3 separate regions of the Homo sapiens genome follow, and all the other regions are linked to region 2. The links are chromatin contacts, found by Hi-C or POLR2A ChIA-PET in ENCODE. All regions are on one chromosome and are shown on one strand. Each heading gives the region's core, a stretch centred on a gene start or an enhancer-like site at or near the end of the contact. The rest is flanking DNA. Distances are from core to core; before and after follow the strand shown. Region 1 holds the start of MDH2 (malate dehydrogenase 2). Region 2 holds the start of EIF4H (eukaryotic translation initiation factor 4H). Region 3 holds the start of POR (cytochrome p450 oxidoreductase).

The links. Hi-C counts contacts between places; a loop is a spot of excess contacts on that map. ChIA-PET counts read pairs that join two places held with the same protein, here RNA polymerase II (POLR2A). Pooled maps may share reads with other maps.
Region 1: a pooled map shows a loop between it and region 2 (10-fold over the local background). The contact joins the promoter of MDH2 here to the promoter of EIF4H in region 2. A Hi-C loop is called at or near these places in 7 of 50 pooled maps.
Region 3: a map of naive thymus-derived CD4-positive, alpha-beta T cell shows a loop between it and region 2 (16-fold over the local background). The contact joins the promoter of POR here to the promoter of EIF4H in region 2. A Hi-C loop is called at or near these places in 1 of 168 maps with a recorded cell type or tissue (naive thymus-derived CD4-positive, alpha-beta T cell) and 7 of 50 pooled maps. POLR2A ChIA-PET finds 5 or more read pairs at or near these places in 1 of 52 experiments (CD4-positive, alpha-beta T cell).

What each region holds. Positions count from the first base shown.
Region 1 is chr7:76,046,679-76,050,501 of GRCh38, forward strand. It overlaps MDH2 (malate dehydrogenase 2), which reads left to right and starts at 1,428. Exons shown (of 9, transcript NM_005918.4): 1 at 1,428-1,548. The coding sequence starts at 1,483. STYXL1 (serine/threonine/tyrosine interacting like 1) reads right to left here and starts at 1,322. Exons shown (of 9, transcript NM_001317785.2): 1 at 984-1,322. RefSeq lists enhancers at 795-1,577, 1,023-1,112, 1,223-1,302, 1,578-2,359 and a silencer at 1,553-1,712.
Region 2 is chr7:74,172,660-74,176,787 of GRCh38, forward strand. It overlaps EIF4H (eukaryotic translation initiation factor 4H), which reads left to right and starts at 1,697. Exons shown (of 7, transcript NM_022170.2): 1 at 1,697-1,783. The coding sequence starts at 1,725. RefSeq lists a silencer at 1,448-1,957 and enhancers at 1,460-1,754, 1,736-2,249, 2,250-2,762.
Region 3 is chr7:75,913,447-75,917,031 of GRCh38, forward strand. It overlaps POR (cytochrome p450 oxidoreductase), which reads left to right and starts at 1,709. Exons shown (of 16, transcript NM_001395413.1): 1 at 1,709-1,733. MIR4651 (microRNA 4651) reads left to right here and starts at 1,751; the gene lies at 1,751-1,823. LOC124901680 (a long non-coding RNA gene) reads left to right here. Exons shown (of 2, transcript XR_007060393.1): 2 at 850-1,048. RefSeq lists an enhancer at 1,117-1,166 and a silencer at 1,427-1,916.

The DNA.
Region 1 (3,823 bases), core at 178-2,677, 1.9 Mb after region 2:
CTCCGTCGCCCAAGCTGGAGTACAGTGGGGTTATCTCGGCTCACTGCAACCTCCCTCCACCTCCCGGGTTCAAGCGATTCTCCTGCCTCAGCCTCCGGAGTAGTTGGGGCTACAGGTGTACACCACCACGCTGGGCTAATTTTTGTATTTTTAGTAGAGATGGGGTTTCACCATGTTAGCCAGGCTGGTCATGAACTCCTGGCCTCAAGTGATCGGCCCGCCTCAGCCTCCCAGAGTGCTGGGATTACAGGCATGAGCCACCTTGCCTGGGGGTGTTGTTTAATTTTAAAAATATGTATCAGGCCGGGCGCGGTGGCTCACGCCTGTAATCTCAGCACTTTGGGAGGCCGAGGCGGGTGGATCACGAGGTCAGGAGTTCGAGACCAGCCTGACCAACGTGGTGAAACCCCGTCTCTACTAAAAAAAAAATACAAAAAATTAGCCAGGTGTAGTGGTGCGCTAATCCCAGCTACTCAGGAGAATGAGGCAGGAGAACCACTTGAACCTGACAGGCAGAGGTTGCAGTGAGCCAAGATCGCGCCACTGCACTCCAGCCTGGGCTAGAGAGACTCCGTCTCAAAAAAATAAATAAATTCATACATTTAAGTAATAAACTCATTGTGAGCAAGGAATTCTACTCGACTTTCTGTCTGCGTAAACTCTACAAATCCACTTGGCCTCAGCCACAGTGTCTTTATTCGTAAAGCAGAAACAGTGGGACCGTCAGAGCACTGCCGGGCAGGCGAGAGAAGACAGGAACTGTATGACCACGGAAGTTGTTGTCCCTACAACCTATTTGCTCATCTGGAACACAGAATAGTGGTCCTCTAAAGCTTGCAGGGCTGGAGGTCGCCATTATCAGCAGTGGTGTCACTAAACCTGAACCCAAGGGTCTCTGCAACTTGGGAAACGACGGCCCGGATCTGAGGAGATGGCCCCTTCCTCCCACCCCGCCTAAGGACTCTCAGCCTCCCTGACCCTACCTTTCCGGAGCTCAGAGTCCCCTCTGGCCTCCAAGGGCAGAAGGAATGGGTTTGGCTGAGGTCGGGGGCTCGGGTCTGGGACGCGCTCCACCTCCCCGGCTGCGCGACTATGGCCAGGCTCCCTGTCGGAGCCTCTGCCTGGGGCCCCACCTGGAAAAATGGCTCCTCTAAGGCGCTTCCAGCCTAAAGCCCGTCCTCTTCCACCTCTTGGGTGCAGACTGGCCCTCCCACTCCGACCGCAGGTCCCCCACCGGCCACACAGACGGCTACGCTAGAACCCAGCCAAACACCGGGGTTGCCAGGATGGTCCCACAGCTTTCCTTTCCGACTCCCGGAAGTGGCCGTGATCTCACGAGATCCCGGAGGCGAGCGCGACCGGAAGTCCGGTCACTCTCGCGAGGCCCCAGAGAGCAGGCGCTGGGCAGTGTGGAGGTCGTTGGAGTCACTTCCCCGTCACCAGCTCCTGTGCCTGCCAGTCGGTGCCCCTCCCGCTCCAGCCATGCTCTCCGCCCTCGCCCGGCCTGCCAGCGCTGCTCTCCGCCGCAGCTTCAGCACCTCGGCCCAGGTAGGCCAGACGAGGGGCGGCCTGCAGGCGGAGGCCCCCCGGCCCGGGCCACGTGCGTCCCCGGTTCGCGGGCAGCTCTGACCCTCTCCAGGCCAGCCTGGACCGCAGGGATGCCCGGCACTGGCTGGAGACTGTGGCGCCCGGGGCAGGCCCTGACACTGGCCTGGAGGTGCGGGGGAGAAAGCCGGGGAAAAGGGGGCGAGGTAGTCCCGCTCCAGGGCCGGTCCATTTGTCAGGGTTCCCCCAGGTCTCCCAGATTTCCCAGAGGACCTGCTCTTGGCTTGCACGCCTTCAAGGTTGGGAAACCAGGGCTCTGCATCTGAAAGTAAACTTACGTTTTTTTCTGCAGCGTTCCATTGCTTTGACGTAGCTAATCTCCTTGCAGCATCCGTGTGAGTTGTGCGTGAATAAAAGAAATCGTATACTTCCTAATTCCATAGTATGGACAAACCGAGGCTAGAGAACTGGGCCAGGGTTACAGTCATTTGGCCAGAGGATTAGAATTCAGCGCTTCTGACCTGAAGACGGCTTCCTCTTAACCTTTTTGGAGGATCTCTCCTGCTGTGGGCGGACTGAGCCTGCCGCCAGGTGTCTTAACAGTGCTTGACTTGGCCCGCGACCACTTAAGCCTAGGAGCCTAGGCTATTTTTAGCCATCTTCTAGAATGGTGGTTCTTAAACTCTGCAGTGTGTCAGAATCACCAGAAAGCTAATAAAAAACAGACGTCTGGGTTCATTGAAGAAGCTTAAGACTGCGGGGGGGGGGGGGGGGGTCCGCATTTTTACCAGGTGAATCTAATTAAACCTAATTTTGAGAACCCAGGAGGTGCTCGCATTGCCTTTTAATTACGACGCCCAAGAGGGAGGTAATTTTAAAGGGGAATCCAAATTTATCATCGAAGTTCTCGAGTTTCCTGTACATCCAGTTCATTTGAAAAATAAATACAAATGCTCCTGGATTGATGGCTACTTCCCATACCCATCGCAAGTTGGTAATATCCTAAGTCAAAAGGCGAGTTTAACTTTGTGTATTTTCAACTTGCAATGGGTTCCCACAGGCAACCCCATTGTAAGTTGAATGTACCAAATGCTTTTGCGCTGCGGTGAAGTGGGGGCCCAGCTGTATACAGATAAGTACATTAAGTACCTGTGCTTGCCAACAACTATGCTGGGTGCTGCAGGGGATACCAAGATAAGTGAGAAGTGACACTTGATATGGGACAGGAATGAGTAAACTTAGGACAGGTGGAAGCGATGAAGGTCTTAGGGAATGAGTAAACTTAGGACAGGTGGAGGCGATGAAGGTCTTAGGGAATGAGTAAACAGGACAGGAGGGATGAGGTGTGGGGGAGGGGCAGCCAACCAAAGAGAGGACAGGGGTGTCCAGGGAGAGGTTGAGTTTTGGTAGGACCTTCAGATATCCGACATATTTATTGAGCTAGGTACTGGAAATACAGCGGTGAACAAAACACAGAAGTCCCTGCTCTCACGGAAATTACTAGATATTTTACTTATTGCCCCACTCATTATAAAGTATCTTAAAATAGTGATGAACATGCAAGAAAAATGGGGATTGTAGGGTGCTTGTGTTAGGGAAGAGGGTACCAATTTTATTTACTTTTTTTGATGCAGTGCCTCGCCCTGTCGACAGGCTGGAGTGCAGTGGCGTGATCTCGGTTCACTGCAGCCTCCACCTCCCAGGTTGGAGCGATTCTCCTGCCTCAGCCTCCCGAATAGCTGGGACTACAGGCGCGCACCACCGTGCCCAGCTAATTTTTGTGTTTTTAGTAGAGATGGGGTTTCACCATGTTGGCCAGGATGGACCTGACAGAGTCCCACTCTGTTGCCCAGGATGGAGTGCAGTGGCGCCATCTTGGCTCACTGCAACCAACTCTTGGGCTCAAGCTATCCTCCTGCCTCATCCTCCCGAGTAGGTGGGAATCACAGGCAAGGGCTACGACAGCTGGGTAATTTTTGTAGTTTTAGTAGAGATGGGGTTTCACCATGTTGGCCAGGCTGGTCTCAAACTCCTGGCCTTAAGTGATCCACCCTCCTTGGCCTCCCAAAGTGCTGGGATTACAGGCGTGAGCCACCACTCCCAGCCGAGGGTAGCAGTTTTACATCAGCCAGGGTAGGCCTCACGCAGAGTGAGATGTTTGAGTAAAGTCTGAAGGAAGCAGAGATCACATCATATGGAAAGAGTATTGCAGGTAAGGGATATGTCTCAGGATGTAGCTGAGAGCCCTTGGAGAAGCATGGGGCATGCCTTGAAGGTT
Region 2 (4,128 bases), core at 447-2,946:
TAAGACGTTAACTGAGCCTAGGTTCAATCTAGGTCTATCAGGCAGCAAAGTGTTTTATTACTTGGGAAGAAAAAGGCACAGAAAAATGAATAAGTGAGTTCAACACTATTAACTCATGAATTGATAATGCTCTGTCCATCTTAACACTGCTATGAAGGAGAAGATACTCAAATATAAAAGTTGGCAGGGCACAGTGGCTCATGCTTGTAATTCCAGCACTTTAGGAGGCAGAGGCAGGAGGACTACTTAAAAGCCAGTAGATCGAGACAAACCTGGGCAACATAGTGAGACTCTGTCTCTACAAATAAATGTTTTACAAAGCAAATTAGAGCCAGGCACGGTGGCTCATGCCTGTAATCCCAGCACTTTGGGAGGCCAAGGCGGGTGGATCTCAGTTCAAGACCAGCCTGGGCAACATGGTGAAACGCTGTCTCTACTAAAAATACAAAAATTAACTGGGTGTGGTGGTGCACGTCTGTCACCCCAGTTACTCGGGAGACAGAGGCAGGAGAATTGCTTGAACCGAGGAGGTGGAGGTTGCAGTGAGATGAGATTGCGCCACTGCACTCCAACCTGATTCTCCATCTCAAAAAAAAAAAAAAAAAAATGCAAATTAGGCGAGGTACTGCCCGCCTATAGTCCTAGCTACTCCAGAGGCTAAGGCGGCAGGATGGCATGAGCCCAAGAGGTCAAGGCTGCCGTGAGCTACCACTGTTCCACCGCAGTCCAGCCTGGGCGACAGAGCGAGACCCTGTCTCAACAACGAACCAATAAATACATAATAAAAAGTAATGGTTAAGCGGAAGATACCTAGGTACACATCACAACAAAATTCTATGAGGTTCTTTCAAAGTGTGCTTAGATAATTAAGGTTTGTCAACATCGTGGCATCCACAATTACTACCATCTCAATCACAAACCTGGAAATTTACCCGTGTAATTAATTCCCACTGCATAACCATGTTTTGTTATTGCTAGATGATGGAATCCACAACAGTATCCAATTCTTTTTCCAAGGCAACGACTTCTGCAAAAAACCGAGATGTGCAGTCTCTCTTGCTAAGTCACCGATCACCTATACTCTCTCCTCTCAAAACCCCCCAATACCCAGGCAGCGAGTAAGCCCTGGAAGGCAGGATTCGTGTCTGCATCCCACCGCCTCGCACCCCCTTCCGGGGCATCCTCATCGTGTGGCCAGCTCCTGCCTGGAGAAGGAGGTGGCCTTTACTTGGGTGTCACCCGGGGACCACTTGGGGGTCCAAGCGGGACAGGCCTCCGAGGTCCCCGCCATGTATGGAGGCCGAAAGGCAGCGTCCCAGGCGAACTGGAGAGGGAGTTCCCCCCAGCTCTCCAGGTCACCTCCCGCCGACGGACGGAAAGGCCGGCGCGCACGGGCGTGGTGCGGCGGGGATAGGAGGCAGCCACGGGCGCACCCCAGGGCCAGCACATAATGGGCCGCGTAGGCCGGGCAGGCGTCCAGCTGGGACGCCGCCGCACCACGTGGGCTGCAGAGCGCACGGGGCAGGCAGCTGCCGGTGGGCCCAGGGCCGGGCGCTGCGCGGCCAGCGTCCGTGCGTGCGTGCGCGCGCGCGCGTGCGCGTGCCTGCGTCCAAGGGATTTGCGATCAGGCGGCGCGGCGGACAGCCCCGGCGGCGGGGCGGGGGGAGTTATATTGCGGGGTCCTTCCTCGCTCACCCTGGTTCCTCTCGGAGCGGAGACGGCAAATGGCGGACTTCGACACCTACGACGATCGGGCCTACAGCAGCTTCGGCGGCGGCAGAGGGTGAGGCGGGCGTGCGCGGGCCCCGTCGGGGGCTGCGGGACCGGCGGAGTCGGGGCCGTCAGGGTGGCGGCCGTCCTGCGCTCAGCCGGGGCGGCGGGAGGCGGGGGCCCGCGGAGGCCTAGGAGCGGCGCCTGGAGGGCCGGGGCCTGGAAATGGCGCGCTCGGAGACGGGGCGGCGGCGGCTGGGCTCCCGGGGTCTTGCTTGCGGGGCGGATCCCTTCCACTGCCTCCCGCCAACGACAACGTGTTGGTTTTTGCCCTGCCTTGGCCGCGGCGGCGCCGATGCCCGGAGACGAGCGCCCGCTTCCAGCCCCATCCCCCCTACGGTAGGACCAGTGCGGGGCTGAGCTGTGGCGCTGGGGTACGGGCCACACGGCCTGCCCCGCTCCGGTCCCGGCCTCTTTCGCGGCCCTCTGTTGCCTGCCCGCCTTGCAGGCCCCTGGCCCCTTCGCCACGAGGCCGGCCGACTGGGGAAGGTCGGCAGCCAAGAGGGGCGATTCCCTTCCCCTTACGTGTGAGGCAGGGATTTGGCGGCTCTGGCCCGGGGATGGTACGACTCCTTGCGGGCGGGGGGAGACCAAGGAGATAAATCCATCGTAGCTTCTTTGTATTAATCTTTCTTGGGTCACAGTGCCTTGACAGGTGCTACGTGCTCTTTGGCACAATTTCATTTCTCCTTGGTTTCTCGCTCTGATCTGGAGAAGGAACCGCATTTAGCGTCGTCCTGATTGTTGTCAAATGCAGACAACTATGTATAATTGAAACACTTTGCTTAAAAGAAACATCTTTGAATAGAGAGCTCATGGTGTTTAATTCCAGGACTCTGCACTTTTTTTTATTTTATTTTTTAAATACAAGTTGCCTCGTTAGAATATAGGCTATGAACATCTTGCTGTTTGTCAAGGACACACTTGGGCTTTGTGTTTTCTTGCAGAAAGGATTACTTTCCCAGGATAACACCACAATAATACACACTGAGGTGTTCAGTCTCCTGGGTTGCAGTCCAAAAGTATCTTTGTTTGGTAAAGAATGATCACTTTTAATACCTTGGTTTGGGAACGGCTCAGACAAAAGCTTGTTTCGGGGCAGGAGTGTAGCTAATGTTCATGATACTGTAACGTGGAAGTGTGCCGGTGTAGGTGGAGCTATTGTCATTCCAAAGAACATTTTATTTGCTAATAAAAAAAGAAGTAAATGTTGGATGACATGAAATTATCGCCTTTGGGTTAGGTTTCTAAACATCAAATTTGTTCTCAAGTCATTTCGAAATTTAATAACTAGGGTTTTTTTTTTTTTCCTAGTTCCAAAAAACGTTCACAGAAGTACCCAGAAAAATTCTTCTTAAACAGCGTGGTCAATTTAAGTTTTAGTTGCATTGGGACTACAATAAGGTGACCTTATTAAACTGAGTGTGGGGATTTAAAAAAATTTCCTTCAGACACATTTGCCAGCTCTTCTGGTGTCAAATTTTGACATTTGGGGGTGCCAGGAACAATCAGAAGTAAAATTCTATTAAGATGCTATTAATTTCAAATCTCCACAGCAGATGAAAATATTAGCCATTTGCCCCAGGTGTACTCCAAAAACTGATAGGAGAGTTTCCTAGGTAGCACTGTGCATCACTTGAACTTCCTAATAGAAAGTCTCTTTACTGTTAAGCATCTTCTATGTCTCACTTACTTGGAATTTTCTATTTGGCTTCATATTAATGTGAAACTACATAAAGTATTGCTACTTTCAGAAGTAGTTTTAAAAACTTGTTGGTGAATTTACATATTCATTTATACATGTGTATTCTTTTTTTTTTTTTTTGAGATGGAGTTTCACTCTTGTTGCCCAAGCTGGAGTGCAATGGTGTGATCTCGGCTCACTGCAACCTCCACCTCCCGGGTTTAAGCGATTCTCCTGCCTCAGCCTCCCAAAGTGCTGGGATTACAGGCATTAGCCACCGCGCCCGGCCTCAATTATTTTAATTATGTCCACATGAACAAATGTCACTGCTTTACAATGCTTAAGCATCATAGAAGATTGCCACCTATGGAAAGCAGTTTTAACACTGCATTGTTTGGTACTTGTGTAGGCACCTTCTCCCTTGTCTAAAATGCCTCAGACAGGCTCGTACATCTCACCTCTGAATTACTTGGGTCACAGGTGAAAGAAATGGTAGGCCTAAAATGAACAGTTATCATCATAAAACATAGTTTGGTAGTTATACATCTTCCTAAGTTTATTTCGTAGTTGTGTTTAATAACCAGTGCAGTTGTCAGGAAACAGTATTGAACCACTGCTTTTTTCCCCCGAGCCTGTAAGGGCATGTCCCCAGCAGCCAGGGAGAGAACCAGGGA
Region 3 (3,585 bases), core at 459-2,958, 1.7 Mb after region 2:
AAAAATTAGCCAGTTGTGGTGGCGCATGCCTGTAATTCCAGCTACTAGGGAGGCTGAGGCAGGAGGATCACCTGAGCCCAGGAGGTCGAGGCTGCATCCCAGCCTCAGCGACAAAGGGAGACCCTGTTTCAAAAAATAAGTAACATATATGTTATTATATAATATATATTATTTATATAATATATAAATATAACAAATATAACATTTATATAATATATAAATGTTATATTTATGTATTATTTTATAAATTAACTTTTTTTTTTTTGTGAGACGGAGTGTCACTCTGTCGGCCACACTGGAGTGCAGTGGTGTGAACTGGGCTCACTGCAACCTCTGCCTCCGGGGTTCAAGTGGGTCTCCTGCCTCAGTCTCCCCAGTAGGTGGGATTACAGGCACCCGCCACCATGCCCAGCTAATTTTTGTATTTTTAGTAGAGACGGGGTTTTGCCATGTTGGTCAGGCTGGTCTCGAACTCCTGACCTCAGGTGATCCGCCCACCTCAGCCTACCAAAGTTCTGGGATTACAGGCGTGAGCCACCGTGCCTGGGCTATTTTTAAAAGATGGAGAAGGGGCTCTGAGAGAAGTGAGTTGCACAGTGTTGCAAAAGGAATTCACAGCACAGCTAGTAATAATAGTAGTAGTAGTAATAATAACAATGGCGATGAGAACACTTAGTAATGCCGTGCTCTAAATCCTTTAGGAACAAAGGTTATACCACTTAATCTTCATGACCCTGTAAAGTAGAAACCATAGCAGGAGGCAGAGGTGGGCTTCACTCCCCAACCAAGGCTGCCAGACTTTTCAAACCCCAGAAGCTCTCTGTATCCCCCCACTCCTCTTCCATCCAGGGCTTGCCTCCTGCTTGGTCACTTCCCACCCCCAACAGGCCGGCCTTCAAAAGCGAGCTCTAGGCAGCGTGTGGGACCTCACGCCTGTAATCGCAGCGCTTTGAGAGGCCGAGGAGGGAGGATCACTTGAGACCAGTTCGAGACCAACCTGGGCATCATAGCGAGACCGCATCTCTGCAAATAAAATAAAATAAAATTAGCTAGGTGTGGTGGCGCGCCTGTAGTCCCAGCTACTGGGAGGCTGAAGTGGGAGAATCGCCTGAGCACAGGAGTTGAAGGCTGCAGTGAGCTGTGACTGCACCACTGCAATCCAGCCTGGGCGACAGAACGAGACCCTGTCTCTAAAAACAAACGCGCGCCCTCCGCCGTCAGGCTGGATGGAGGGAACCCAGGGAGACGACTTGGGCCTGAAGCCTCGCCAATTTCAGGTGAGGAAACAGGGCCGTGGAGGAGACAATGTGGCGATCACAAGCAAGCGGCGGCCCGAAGGAGGAGGCTAGACCGGCGGGCGCACAGCCACAGTTCTGCAGTGATCCCCGGGAAGGTGGGCAGCCGGCCCGGTGACCTGCAGGGTCCGAGCTGTAGAAGCCGCAGCCGCCGTCTCCAGGCGACTCCGCCACCCCCGGAACCACGCACTTTCATTTCTCTGCCGGGCGACCCAGCCGAGCCGCGAGGGGGCGTGGCCGGGCCGGGCCGTACCAAGAGCGCAAATTTGCAGGGGGAAGCGCGGGGCTCCGGGAATGCACGCGCGGCTCGAGTGGGCGGGGCGGCGGCCCAATGGCCACGCCCCCACCCCCGCGGCCGGCGAAGGCGGTGGTAGCGCCTCAGTGGTGTGGGCCTGAGCCCTGCCCAGGTGCCCGCAGAGAGCAGCCGGGCTGCCAGCGGTGAGTGCTATCTTTCGCGGCGACGGCGGGGTGGGTGAGGTCGGGCCCCAAGACTCGGGGTTTGCCGGGCGCCTCAGTTCACCGCGGCCGCCTGGCTCTCTGCGTCGGGGTGGGCCCTCGGGCCTGGGCACTGCGCGTCTGGCCCGACGCTCGGGCGGAAGGCATGGCTCCCACCCCGGCCCTCCTCCGCGTCGCCCTTCCCCTAGAGCTGATCTCCCGCGGCGGCCTGAGGGTCGACTTTTCCACAGCTTGGGCCGAGAGAGCCCGGCAGGCCCTCGGCTGAGGGTTAGGGCTCGGTATCTCAGGGCTCGGGGTCCAGTCCCCGCGCCGCCGCCCCCCACGGGCTAAGCCACTTTAACTCTCCGAGCCTCAGTTTCCCCATCTGTACGATGAATGGGCCTCGGGAGGCAGCGAATTCTGGGGGTACCTAACGTGAGAGGCGCTCGATGCATGCTCATGGGACCCGAATCTAACCCTGCAGCATCAGGTGGGCTGAGTCGATGGATCACGGGAGCCCCCCAGCCCGGCCTGCATCCCTGAGGGCAGTGCCCCTCGCAGTCAGGTGTCTCGGCGGCCCCCACAACACAGGTACCCGGATCTCCTGGGGGAGCCGGGACACCCTTAGATCGGGGGAGCAATTGGGTAAGAGTTCAAGGTCTCTTGGGCGCCAGGGGGAGGAGAGTAGAGGTTTCAGTGAGCTTGATTGACTTCGACTTTCTGCGTATTGTTTTTCAAAACGAGTTACCCTTGTGTAAACTGGTGACCACTAATAAGGAGTTTGGGGCTGTTTCAATGAAAGTGGCTGTCTCCTCTCTTAAACCCTTAAAGCTGCAGCCTTGCCTTGCCTTGCCTCTGAGCTTGGCCAAGCTGGAGAATGATGCCAGCACAAAAGGAGACAGGACTGGACTGGGTGGCCCTGGTTTGATTCTTGGCAAGCAAGATACCTCCTGGAGCCTCCGTTTTCTGATCAGTGGGTCTGGTAGTAAGACAGCCACCCTGCTCTCCCCACAGGGTTGAGATTCTGAGGATCAAGACAGGGTCCCAGAGAGTGGCATCGAGAACTTTAATCCTCCTTGTAAGCAGAACGTTTATGGAACCCTCTGGGGGATCCAGTATCCCCACCGTTGTTCACTGCTGTAATTCCTTGGGTCTTGCTTTATGGAGAAGGCATTGATTCATTAACCATTTGCAAGTTCTACCTACGGAAATCCCTTTTGAGTGGTTATGGGGTTGGCTTGGTCAGGAGAACAGCTCCAAAGGCCCAGTTAGTAAACCAGGGAACCCAGAAAGGTCCACTTCCTTTTTTTTGGGAGGAGGGCTGTTTTAGGAGTTCTTATTTTCCTTTTAAGAGAGTGGTTTTTGAGCTACTTATGACCTTCATGCCATCTAATGTTGGAAACTTTCGCTGAGCAGATAGCTTATTATAAAAAGTATTTGTACAACATCCGCATTTCAGAGAATGGGATGCTAGCTGCCAGTTGCGTGGTGGTGTGGAAACTTAGGAGTGATCTTAATTTTCCAAAATTCTTCAGGTCTAGCACTTGAAGAAATAATAGGTAGATTTGAAATGAAACAACCCAGGGATATTCCTGAAAACAGCAGCATTGACCGCAGCCAATGTAAATCAGGTGTGGATCGTCCTGGGTAGTAGGAGTTTATAAATGCCACAGAGGATGTTTGCTGCCAGACATACCTGAATTTTAGGACCTGCTGTTGGTTAACTCTGGGTTGATCCACCCTTAACCCCTTGAAAATCAGAATCTGTGTTAGGTAAGTCTGTGTATGATTAGGAGACAGGCCAATTGAAATCAAAACTGCTTGGCAAATCCAGAACATTTACTCGTGAAGTCCA